Regions from separate parts of the Homo sapiens genome. Here regions 1 and 3 are each linked to region 2. The links are chromatin contacts, found by Hi-C or POLR2A ChIA-PET in ENCODE. All regions are on one chromosome and are shown on one strand. Each heading gives the region's core, a stretch centred on a gene start or an enhancer-like site at or near the end of the contact. The rest is flanking DNA. Distances are from core to core; before and after follow the strand shown. Region 1 has its middle 29 kb from the start of NDUFV2. Region 2 overlaps PPP4R1 (protein phosphatase 4 regulatory subunit 1). Region 3 has its middle 15 kb from the start of TXNDC2.

Region 1 (3,554 bases), core at 222-2,721, 500 kb after region 2:
TTACTGTGTGGTGTAAAGAATAACAAAAAATATTAGATATACTGGTTTTGCTGTTTTTAACAACTGAAAGTGCTACTATTAGGTGTCTTACTAATTGTATTCACAGTAAGAATAATGAGCAACTTGATCTTTCTACTTTGAGAAGAATGCTTAATTATAGATAAGAATAGGTAGAAGTGACCTAAATTCAAAAATATTTCCAAAATCAGCAATTCATGGTCAAGATGAACTTAGCACTTAAATTATGTGACTCATTAGTAATAACTTTCTAGGTTGTGCCATACTAAAATTCATGTTTTTCTCTCATAGTTATGTATTATTCTATAACAAAACACTTTTATTTTTCTGTTTGTAAAAGTAATATGTATTCATAAAGATTCAGATGATATAAAAATGTCATAAATTAGCAAGAGAAAATCATTTATAAATGTCTTCTCTTTAGCTACTTCAAAAAATATTATAAAATAAGTAAAACTTCTAAGTTAATATAAAGAAATTTTATGAACAAGCGTTACCTGTGGGGATTTTAATCTCTCATACATGTGGTTATTTCAAAAGAATATGATCACATTGCATAAAATGTACATTTTTGTTTATGATACATTTCTAACTTATCAACTATTAGTTCTTGCAGGGAAAATGTCTTGCCAATATGTACTTGAGAAGACCATCCTTTTCAGTTGAACAACAAGAACCAAAATGTTAATCAAATATGTCCAGTGACTTTACAATTTGCAGAGCAACTGAGAAATATAGAAATTGGGCTGGGCATGGTGGCTCACGCCTGTAATCCCAGCACTTTGGGAGGCCGAAGCGGGCAGATCACGAGGTCAAGAGATTGAGACCATCCTGGCCAACATGGTGAAATCCCATCTCTACTAAAAATACAAAAATTAGCTGGGTGTGGTGGCACGTGCCTGTAGTCCCAGCTACTTGGGAGGCTGAGGAAGGAGGATCACTTGAACCCGGGAGGCAGAGGTTGCAGTGAGCCAAGATCGTGCCACTGCACTCCAGCTTGGGCGACAGAGTGAGACTCTGTCTCAAAATAAAAATAAAAATAAAAATAAAAGAAATATGAAAATCGTTAGTAATGGGAATGATGTGAGGAACTCAGTATTTTTAAGCTGTTAGATGGTAGGGGGCGAGAGATAAAACCTTCACGGCATATGCTTACCTTGTAGATCATTAATAAATACAGGCAACACTATGGCTCTGACTTTACACAGCAACAGTTCATCTACATTGCCACAAGGAAGTAGCCAGGGATATTACTAATTTTAAATACCAGCCCGTCAGCAAGAATGAAGCTGAAATTCAGGGCTGTTCCAAGAAAGGGCAGAAACATGCCAGGAGCGCTGAGTAAACTTTCAGTCTGAATCCATGTGAATTACTGGGGAGTCCTGGATTTCGAAATTCTTTTGCGGTTCACACCACCCACGTGTCAGTAAACAGGCTAAGGCTAAGGCTACTCCTGTTCTATATTGCCACCTAGTGGATAATGATACCCGCGTTCCTTCGTGCATTTGCTTCAGAGAGACTTGCCCTAGTTAGCAAACCAGCTGATGAATATTATTTGAGACACAAATGAACTAACCTTTGAGTTTGTTTCCTTTGGACTTTGAGATGTCTGTTTACTGAAGCGAATGTGGCATTTCATCATCTTCGATCAGCCTGTAGGAAAAAATAAGCAGCATTTATAAATGGCATCTCTTCAAGAATTAAAAATGCATAAAGGTGGTAATATTTCCACTGAGTAGCCGTCAGTAATTAAGTTTTTAAATTTCTCTTTTTCTCCTTCTCTGTCTTTCCTATTTACTTTTGAACCTTTAATTACTATACTGTGTCATTTCAGGCAAAACAATGCTAGACCCAGGCTTCAGGTTCCATTGTTGTAGAAACAACGTATTAGTGGATCCTGATATCAATATGAGCAGCATCAAAAAAAGGAAAGATCTATTTTATTTGTTTATTTATTTATTTGAGACGCAGTCTTGCTCTGTCACTCAGGCTGGAGTGCAGTGGCTCGATCTCGGCTCACTGCAAACTCCGCTTCCTGAGTTCAAGTGATTATCCTGTCTCAGCCTCCTGAGTAGCTGAGACTACAGGCACGCACCACCACACCTGGCTAATTTTTGTATTTGCAGTAGAGACGGGGTTTCAGCATGTTGGCCAGGCTGGTCTCGATCTCCTGACCTCGTGATCCGCCCACCTTGGCCTCCCAAAGTGTTGGGATTACAGGCGTGGGCCACTGAGCCCAGCCTAATTTTTGTATTTTCAGTAGAGACAGGGTTTTGCCATGTTGGCCAGGCTGGTCTCAAACTCTTGACCTCAGGTGATCCGCCCGCCTCGGCCTCCCGAAGTGCTGGGATTACAGGTGTGAGTCACCACACCCGGCCAGATCTATTTGAAATGATTTGAAGAGGCCAGGCGTGATGGCTCACACCTGTAATCCCATCACTTTGGGAGGCCGAGGCGGGTGGACCACCTGAGGTCAGGGGTTCGAGACCAGCCTGGCCAACATGTCGAAACCCTGTCTCTAGTAAAAATAGAAAAATTAGCTGGGCGTGGTGGTGTATGCCTGGAATCCCAGCTCCTTGGGAGGCTGAGGCAGGAGAATCGCTTGAACTTGGGAGATGGAGGGTGCAGTGAGCCCAGATCACACCATGGCACTCCAGCCTGGGTGACTGAGTGAGACCGTGTCTCAACAAATAAATTAATTAATTAATTAAATAAAAAATGATTTGAAGAACCTCTTTACTGTTTTCCACTGTATGGTCCCACTTACCGGAGATATCTAAAATAGTCAAACTCATGGAAGCCAGGAGTACAATGGTGATTGCTACTGGGGAAGGCTGGGGAAGGGGGAATGGGGAGTTGTTCAAGGGGATACAATTTCAGTTATTAAAGATGAATAAGTTCTAGAGATCTGCTGTGCAACATTGTGCCTATAGTTTACAACATTGTATTGTACACTTAACCTGTGAAGAGGATGGAGCTCATGTTACGTTTTTACCACTTTTTTTTTTTTAAAGATAATTAAGGAAGACTATGAACAAAAATAAAAAAAGAGAAAGATTAGACTAGAATCTAAAATGTCAGAAGGGGCTGGGCATGGTGGCTCATGCCTGTAATCCCAGCACTTTGAGAGGCTAAGGTGGGTGGATCACTTGAAATCAGCAGTTCGAGACCAACCTGGCCAACTTGCTGAAACCCTGTCTCTACTAAAAATACAAAAATTAGCTGGGTGTGGTAGTGCATGTCTGTAATTCAGCTACTAGGGAGGTTGAGGTGGGAGGATCACTTGAACCTAGGAGGCGGAGGCTGCAGTGAGACAAGATTGCACCACTGCACTCCAGCTGGGTGACAGAGTGAGACTCCGTCTCAAAAATAAATAAAATAAAATAAAATAGAACAAAATGTCAGAGTGCTTCTCACAGGTAGAGTAAGTGTTGCTCTGTGAAACTTCTGTTGCACACATGTGTATTTGTGTATACTGAGGCATGATGTAAAGGGCTTTTCTTTCTGTAGGTCAAGTTCAAAAATGTTTAGAAGCT
Region 2 (3,957 bases), core at 1,398-3,897:
GATCACTTAAGCCAAGGATTTTGAGGCTGCAGTGAGCCATGGTAGCACCACTGTTTTCCAGCCTCCACAGCAGAGCAAGAGCTGTCTCAAAAGGAAAAGGAATGCTAAACTTCAGGGAAATTGGTGTGTGGCAAAGTCAAGGTTTTAGTAACATACCAGTTTCCCATTGTTGTTGCCTTTGTCCGATTGTGTCCATCCTTCCATAAAACCTCTCATTTTCAAATGTTTTAAAAATTCCTGATTTTAAAAATAATACAGAAATACGACATGAAGTGGAATTCTATAACTTCTTTATCACCCCTCCTACATGAGACAGTCATCAAGAACAATAGTATATGCTTCAAGATCTTTGTGACATACTTTAAGTTAACATTATGTTTCTGGTACGTCTGTCTTGCTTCCTTCTAGTGAACAAATTAAAGTCTTTCCTACCTGAAAACATTAAATGTATTTATCACATTTTGTTGGCTTTATTGATTTTTATGTTCTTTGTGGCACTCTTGGTTTTCCTTATTCTTTTTGTTCTTGAGAACACAGCAGGACCTTCTTTAGTTTTGTTCTATGCAAATGTTTCATAGTATCTCATACTTAGATTATCATGGTTCAAACATTCAAGAGAGGATAAAAACAATTGAAAGTAAAAAAGAGCAAATAGGGGTTTGTTTGGGGTTTTTTTTTTAGACAGTCTTGCTCTGTCACCCAGGCTGGAGTACAGTGGTGTGATCACGGCTCACTACAGACTTAGCCTCATGGGTTCACGCGCTTCTTCCACCTCAGGCCCTGCCGAGTAGCTGGGACCACAGGCATGCGCCACCACGCCCTGCTAACTTTGGTATTTTTTGTAGAGACTGGATTTCGCCATGTTGCCCAGGCTGGTCTCAAACTGCTGGACTCAAGCGATCTGCCCAGCTCAGCCTCCCAGAGTGCTGGGATTACAGGCATGAGCCACTGCGCCCAGCCAGAGAAAATAGCTTGTAAGAATTTTTCAGTCCTAGCTAAAGTTCTGAATCTGGGCTTCCTTTAGAAAAGCTTCATTATTATCCTAAACATACTTCGGCATTTGAAAGTAGATTATTAAATATACATAATGTGTGCGTATATAATTCTTTTTCAAAATGATTCCTTTATTATTGTCCTTTTTATCTTCCTAGGTTCGCCAAGCAGCTTTTCAGTCTCTGGGACCTTTCATATCTACTTTTGCTAATCCATCTAGCTCAGGCCAGTATTTTAAAGAAGAAAGCAAAAGTTCAGAAGAGATGTCAGTAGAAAACAAAAATAGGTATAATTTTGAAACCATTTTCTAATTTTAAAACCTTGTTTTCTAATTTTACTGCTTTTAAACATTATTTCCACTATTCTGCAACAAATGTTATTTTTTGATAGTTTGCTATTTCTCTTGAATATAAAAATTGGTGAATATTTTTATAGAGCTTTACTTTAAGCGCATTTGTTTGTTAAGTATCTCTTTGGTTGGTTACATATTGAATGAGTAGATGCATGTAACACAATTAGCTAGATGCCTCGCACATAGGAAACTCTAAATGGTAGATTATGACTTTTAAAAAATGTTTATTTAGTACATTATTTAGTCAATCATTCATTGATATCTACAATATACAGGGTAATTGTTACACACTGTGTAGTATTTGGGTTTTTTTAAATTTGTTTTTAAGGAGTAAAACTTAATTTAGGAATATGTTTTATTGTCCTTTTCTGTCAAATAATTTAGTTGCGCATCTTGGATTCTTTGTCAATGGTGATTGTAATCTGTCAGTTAAAGGAGAAAGCCAGTATATTAGCCAGTATATCAGTTTTAAGTATATCAGTCTCATAAGGAAACCAAAGTTTTAAATAAAGCTTAAAGAGTCGGCTGTGATTTTTATTTTTAAATGTTTTTGCATTGAAAATTTTCTATTAAATTTAAATTTTAAAAATTTATTATAATATATATTTAGGGGAAAAACTAATTCAAGCCTAACTTACTAGTATGCGGGAAATGTACACAAACTTTTACAGTTATGCACTTGAAGTAATTTTAGTACAAATATTTGAAACAGTCCCTGCTATAATGCTTGAGTTACCATAGTGTCTTTTCCCTCCCTTGTCATGATGCTAATGGACATTTTCTTCTGTAGGTCTTGATACTGTGCTATTTGCTTTCTTGGTGTTTTGATTTGGCAGTTCTTCTTTCTTCTCTGCTGCCTTGTTTTACCTTTTTGCCCGTTCTCCTACTGTCCTGCTGAATAGCCAAACAAACCTGAGGTACTGTTTTTTGTAAAGGAAGAAAATCACTCAAACCTGTCTTCCTAGCAAGCAAAGTCTGTCAGTTTTTTTGAAAACAGGTGCTGCCAGGACTTTGACAAAAGTGATGATGGTGGGTGGGGAATGTTATCTATTTTTCATTTTTGAAATCAGCATACTTAAAAAATTACCTGTTTATACTGAAGACTGTTACATAACTTCTGTTTTAAAATCTGAAATGGGTCTAGTAAGAAACTATAAATTTGCAGAGAACTGTATAGGACGAGCTGGTAAACTTTCTTCTGTTTCACAACTACTCACTCGGCCTTTGCAGTGTATAAGCAGCCGTAGACATTACATAAATGGACAAGCTTGGCTGTGTTCCAGTAAAACTTCACTGACCTCAACAGTGTGCCTATCAAGGCCATGTTTGCCGCCTACCGGTGTGTAGCATTACTGCAATAGCTATTTAAAGGTAGTTCAATTCCTTGATTCTTCTTCCATTGTAATGAGGTATGTCTTAATGTCCAGGCAATACTACTTGTATTGCTGATCTTCAGTAATATTAGAGCTTATTAAATTATGTTAATGATATGGTAGGGGAAAGAGAGCATTCCTGGCTAAGGAAGGAGTTATGTTAAATATTGTAAAAGCTTTTGCATAGTTTGACAAACTATAAAGAAGTAGTCCTATATATTATTAAATCTCAGAACCATTAGTTTGTTTGCCCTCCCTTAAATAGCACAGTGGCATTTGTTTTAAGCTGTCTTAAACTGTTGTGGTATTAAGATTGATTGATTGATTATGCAAAAGTTAACTGAGCACCTCCTATGAACCAGAAACTGTAAATGGAAAGATAGAACTTCGTTCCTGTCCTCAAAGTTCTCTCAGTTTCTTAGATTCAGGTTTTTCAAACAAATGTCTTACAAAGTAAGCAAGTTTTTGGCAACATATTTCCACCACTGTTTATTGTATAGTGTTTCATCTGACCCTAGAAACATTTACTATCACTTTATTACTCTTTGAAGCATTTATTGATTCCAAACATCTGACTTACACATCAGATCTTTCACTCACCCTGGATCAGGCTGTTAATGCTTCTTTGAAAGTGCTGATAAAGCCTACTTCTCAGAAGCAGAGTTGAAATACTCAAATCTGCATTTTAAAAGTATGTAAAATAAGCATTCGTTATCACATTGTTCTCTGAATGCACCATGTTCTCTTAATTCTCCCTGTTTTTGTACTTGCTGCTCTCTGGGAAGCTTCTTGTTCCATCCATACCCTCGTTTAACAAAGTGCTGTCTTAGATGCACTGAGTTGTCCAGGAAGTACAGAGCTTTTGTCTTCATCATCAGTAGCGCTGTAATGAGAGCACTATTTTAATCCTATCCTTTTGGCTACATATTGGCATCTATCATCCAGTAGCCTCCCGGCCATGCAGTGTGGCGTCCAGCTCCTCCCTTTGTCTCCGCTGGGCCTGGCCCGTTGGTGCACATATTAATCCTGAATGAATTATTCTAGGGAAATATGGATTTGACCTCAAAAATCTGAAGTAACTAAACCACTTTTGCTGGATTTTTCCAGTTTAGCTTAATGCTAACTATATGAAAAAAAATTATTAGCACAAATTTGGAAATATTTCATGAATGCTAAAACTTCATTGAGTTAATTCACAGTACTTGGAAGGTATCCTGGAGCGTGTTTGCTTTTATCTCA
Region 3 (4,068 bases), core at 1,315-3,814, 290 kb before region 2:
TGAATCTACCAACGCCCACCTTCTAAAGAAGCCAGACAAGTGAGCAGACTACTATAGGCTACATCTGCCTTCAGAACGAATGGAGCCACAGTGGGGTGGAGCAGGTAGAAAGAAGCAAAGCAGCAGGCCCCCAGTAATCATCTTTTAGTGTATTGTAGCTTCGACGTTCAGACAATGTTTAGATGTTCAGACAGATGGTCAATACCTTCCTTCCTGGGAAGGGTCCAAGCTCATTCTCACCGTAAGCAAATGTGGCATTCAGTGGGCCCTTAATGCATGAATGAATAAAGGCATGGATGGATTACAGCTTGTATAATGGAAAACAGTTGAAGAAGGTTTATACTAAAACACTTAATTTAAAAAATATTTTTGCTGAAATGATCTTTATGAACATCTGGCAGACCACCATCTCCACCTTAGCCTCTGAGTAAAGAAAAAGGAGAATCACTATATATTGTATGTATCAAAACATCACTATGTACCCCATAAATCTGTGCAATTATTATGCGTTAATTTTAAGAAATAAAGGAAATTGGAGAGAGGTGAAAGACACTATTCCCATGTTTCCAATACATCCAAAGTTTAAAATCATAATATTGAAAAACAAATGTTTAAACCAAAAAAAGGGTAAAATGTCACAGATTAACACAGTCCCGTCAGCACCATGCATTTCATGAAATGATGTTATATGGTACAAATCTCTCTTTCCCAGTCCAAATATAGGCTTCTTGAGGGTAAGATATGCCTTGGTATCTGCAGTCTTTACAGCGCAGTGTGGAATAACCCAGACACTCAATGAAAACTTGCACGATAGGATCAAAGTGCCCATATCTTGTGAGTTTCTCTTTTTTGACTCACGAAGGTCATCACAATTAACTTCCTGGTCTCCTGCTACAACACTGAGTGTAGAGAAGAAAAATGACATTTTAATACTAGACTCATGATGTTTAGTGCAAAAAATGCACTGTCTCTGGTGAACACGATTTGACCCTAACTTATAGGCTAACCTGCTGCCCCCAATTCTATGGTGACTCTGATTCCTCCTGGGGAGATCCAGGAAAGCCTCCTAAAATTGCTTCCCAGCCTCCGACGCAGGGTGGTATATTGCCAGGCAGAGAGGAGCAAAGATGGATGGCCTTCCAGTTAGGAGAAAGCAACCAGGGTGTGATGTGGGCAGGAGCAGGGACCCTGGGCAGCGATGGGGCCAGGATGGAGGCTGGGCTAAATGAAAGGGGCATTTCACCACAGGTTACAGAGTTGCAATTTTACTTAATTTGCAATAAGAGACTCACAGAAAGTTTTCAGGAAATGATACGATTTGCTGTGTACCTACATCACTCACTGCTAGCATATTCTATGCTAGCTCTGAGAGCCAAAGATAACAATCAAAGAGATCTACTGAGAAACTATCACTATAATCAAGATAGAACATATCAAAAGCCTATGCTAGGACAGTGGAAAGAAGGAAAAAAGGTTTGAGAAACTCAGAAATAGAATTTCCATGGTTTGGTCAGTGCTTGAAAGGAGCTGAAACTGGCTCTCAAATTTGAAGCCTGAGCCTCTGAGAGAATGAATGCAGCGCAGGAATGGCATTGTTAACAAGGTGCAACACTATTTGCATGCAAGAGGGGACTTCAGTACACCCATTCCGCAGCTGGAAATCAAGCTCTGATCTCTGGAAAGCAGTCAGGCTAGACAACAGTGTAGAAGCCAGACACCCAGAGGCAATAGTTGAAGCCATAAAGTTGGATGAAATCAGAAGGAAGGTGTACTGAGGAGAAATAGGAACACACGTTTGCAGGAAGTACCTGCATTTAAGCTCTAAGAAGAGCCAGCAAAGGAAAATGAAAAGGGCAGTAAAAGAAGTGCAGAAACCACAGAACCAGCTTCTGGGCTGGAGAAGGAGGGTCCAGGAGGGAGAGAGGGGCCCACAGCTTCACCTGCCCTCTGAGAGTGGAGAGTGGAAAGAGGGGATAGGCTTTGAAAGTGCAGAGCTGGGGGAGGGACTGAATTCAGGCGAGCAGTGACTAGATGATCAAGTGAGTACATCATGATTCTCATTTAAGAATTTCTTTAGTGAGAAGGGAAGAGAGGGTGGCTTGGAGGAGGAAAAAAAGACAGCTGATCAAAACTAGAGAAGATTTATGCATATAGGTAGGTTGATGGGAGGGGTAAAACAGTGCATGGGTGATTTTAAGATGAAAATAAAAACAAATAAGCAAAAAGCTTGGGGCGTGCCTTAGCAATGAGAGAAAAAGCACGCACACATCCAGAGAGAAGTGAAGTGAAGGAGAACCGAGAAAGCTGCCACCTATGGTCTGCCAGGCCCACCTGGGGACACCAGTTTGGGCACTGGGTTCTCAGAAGCTAATTCAGGGCATCGGGCCCTACAAAGTCAAGATGGCTGGACCTTGATGCATGAGTCATTTCAAAAAAGCCGGTTAAGAACTTCACTGAGGGTTGAGTAATGGTTTCAACATCAAGGTCAGGGACACAGAAAAGATAAATGAAGCTGCCCAAACGGTAGGGTCAAGGAGAGTCACCCCAGCAGTTTTGGATCAGACCTTCCCATCAAAGCAGCAAGTCTCCTTTAATTGGGTGATTCAGCATTTCCAGCCTGAGCTGGTTAACCCTTAACTCCCCTGTCAAAACTTCCTCTTGAGATGCAACAATGGGTTTTGGAATAGGACATAGGACGGACCTCCGCATGAATGCACTTGCCCTCCTTATGTCCCTTAAGCTCTCCATGCTCCTTCTGTAAAAGGAGAACAATTTCACATCTATCTCAGATTTGTTTTGCGGATAAAATGAGATACAGTTTGAAAGTAGCTCCTGGGAAATTTTCATTAATCATGGATCTCCTTTTCTTCATTCTTTTATTATGTGCAGCACTTATAATGAGAGGAAAGAAAGGAGAAAACAGTAGTAGCTGATCTTTGACTTTTGTCTCTCTTGATCAGAAAGTCTTGGGTAATTTACTTAACCTTCTGTGTCTGGGTTTCCTCACTTGTAAAGTGGAGATAATAGTGTCTGCCTCATAAAGGCTGTTGTAAAGATAAAAAGAGATAATATGATGTAAAGCCCCTAGAACTGTGTCTGGCACATAGCAAGCCCCTGTATTCATGTTGGCTGTTACTGTTTTTGAGCGCTTGCTTGGTGCCAGGGCCATAACAATTCTTCTGTAGCATAAACCCCATGGCTCCACTTGGGAGGCACCATGAGTGTGTCACCTTCCATGTGAATAGCATTCCCAAGAGCTGCCTGGGGCTCCCCGTGTGAAAGCCTCATCACACACACCCTCTCACTCGGTCCTCAGGACACACCTGAGGGTAAATACCACACGCTGACAATACTTTATACTCTGGGGGCAGATGTTTTCAGAACTCAGAACTTTGGATTTTACAAAGTAACATAGTATATCTATCACAGAACATTCCAGCAGTCAGCGGGAGGATCCTATCATGAAACACAGTAGTATTTCTGCAGCTAGATATACAAATACTCACTCCTGGTTGGATAAATAACTATTATAAAGAGCATCACGTCAGTTCAGGTTTGGTCCTGCTGCCAAATGAGTCCATGTCAAACTCAGGAAAAAAAAAATCTGTTTACAAAGCTTTTGGATTCTAGAAGTGTGTATGTGTGTGCATATGAATTACTACCTGCATTTTGCATATGAGGAAACTGAGGCTTAGAGGGACCAATCTGCCAACGGTCTCACTGCCAGCAGATTACAGAGCTGGGAGTCAGACATGAGTGGTCTGACTCCAGATGTCTTAATCTGCACACTGCATTGCCTCCCAATAAAAGAAAAAGGAACAGAACAAAAAAGAATACAGCAACTAAAAACCACAATGAGATAACATCTCACGCCAGTCAGAATGGTGGTTATTCAAAAGTCAGGAAACAATAGATGCTGGCGAGGCTGTGGAGAAATAGGAATGCTTTTACACTGTTGGCGAGAGTGTAAATTAGTTCAACCATTGTGGAAGACAGTGGGACGATTCCTCAAGGATCTAGAACCAGAAATACCATTTGACTCAGCAATCCCATTGCTGAGTATATACC

What was found. Hi-C counts contacts between places; a loop is a spot of excess contacts on that map. ChIA-PET counts read pairs that join two places held with the same protein, here RNA polymerase II (POLR2A). Pooled maps may share reads with other maps.
Region 1: a loop to region 2 is called in a pooled map, with 3 times the contacts of the local background. The contact joins two enhancer-like sites. A Hi-C loop is called at or near these places in 2 of 50 pooled maps. POLR2A ChIA-PET finds 5 or more read pairs at or near these places in 2 of 52 experiments (activated T-cell and activated naive CD4-positive, alpha-beta T cell).
Region 3: a loop to region 2 is called in a pooled map, with 3 times the contacts of the local background. The contact joins two enhancer-like sites. A Hi-C loop is called at or near these places in 3 of 50 pooled maps. POLR2A ChIA-PET finds 5 or more read pairs at or near these places in 2 of 52 experiments (HEK293 and MCF 10A).

What each region holds. Positions count from the first base shown.
Region 1 is chr18:9,071,713-9,075,266 of GRCh38, reverse strand. No RefSeq gene overlaps it. Among named protein-coding and RNA genes, the nearest start is that of NDUFV2, 29 kb to the left of the region's middle. Within about 2 kb of position 1,471, at least 14 of the 41 ENCODE cell types and tissues checked have a DNase peak (open chromatin) inside an H3K27ac peak, as active enhancers do.
Region 2 is chr18:9,574,386-9,578,342 of GRCh38, reverse strand. PPP4R1 (protein phosphatase 4 regulatory subunit 1) reads left to right here. Exons shown (of 20, transcript NM_001042388.3): 10 at 1,152-1,279. Among named protein-coding and RNA genes, the nearest start is that of PPP4R1, 38 kb to the left of the region's middle. RefSeq lists enhancers at 3,092-3,602, 3,603-3,957. Within about 2 kb of position 2,647, at least 3 of the 41 ENCODE cell types and tissues checked have a DNase peak (open chromatin) inside an H3K27ac peak, as active enhancers do.
Region 3 is chr18:9,868,472-9,872,539 of GRCh38, reverse strand. No RefSeq gene overlaps it. Among named protein-coding and RNA genes, the nearest start is that of TXNDC2, 15 kb to the left of the region's middle. RefSeq lists an enhancer at 2,354-2,513 and a cis regulatory region at 2,220-2,822. Within about 2 kb of position 2,564, at least 9 of the 41 ENCODE cell types and tissues checked have a DNase peak (open chromatin) inside an H3K27ac peak, as active enhancers do.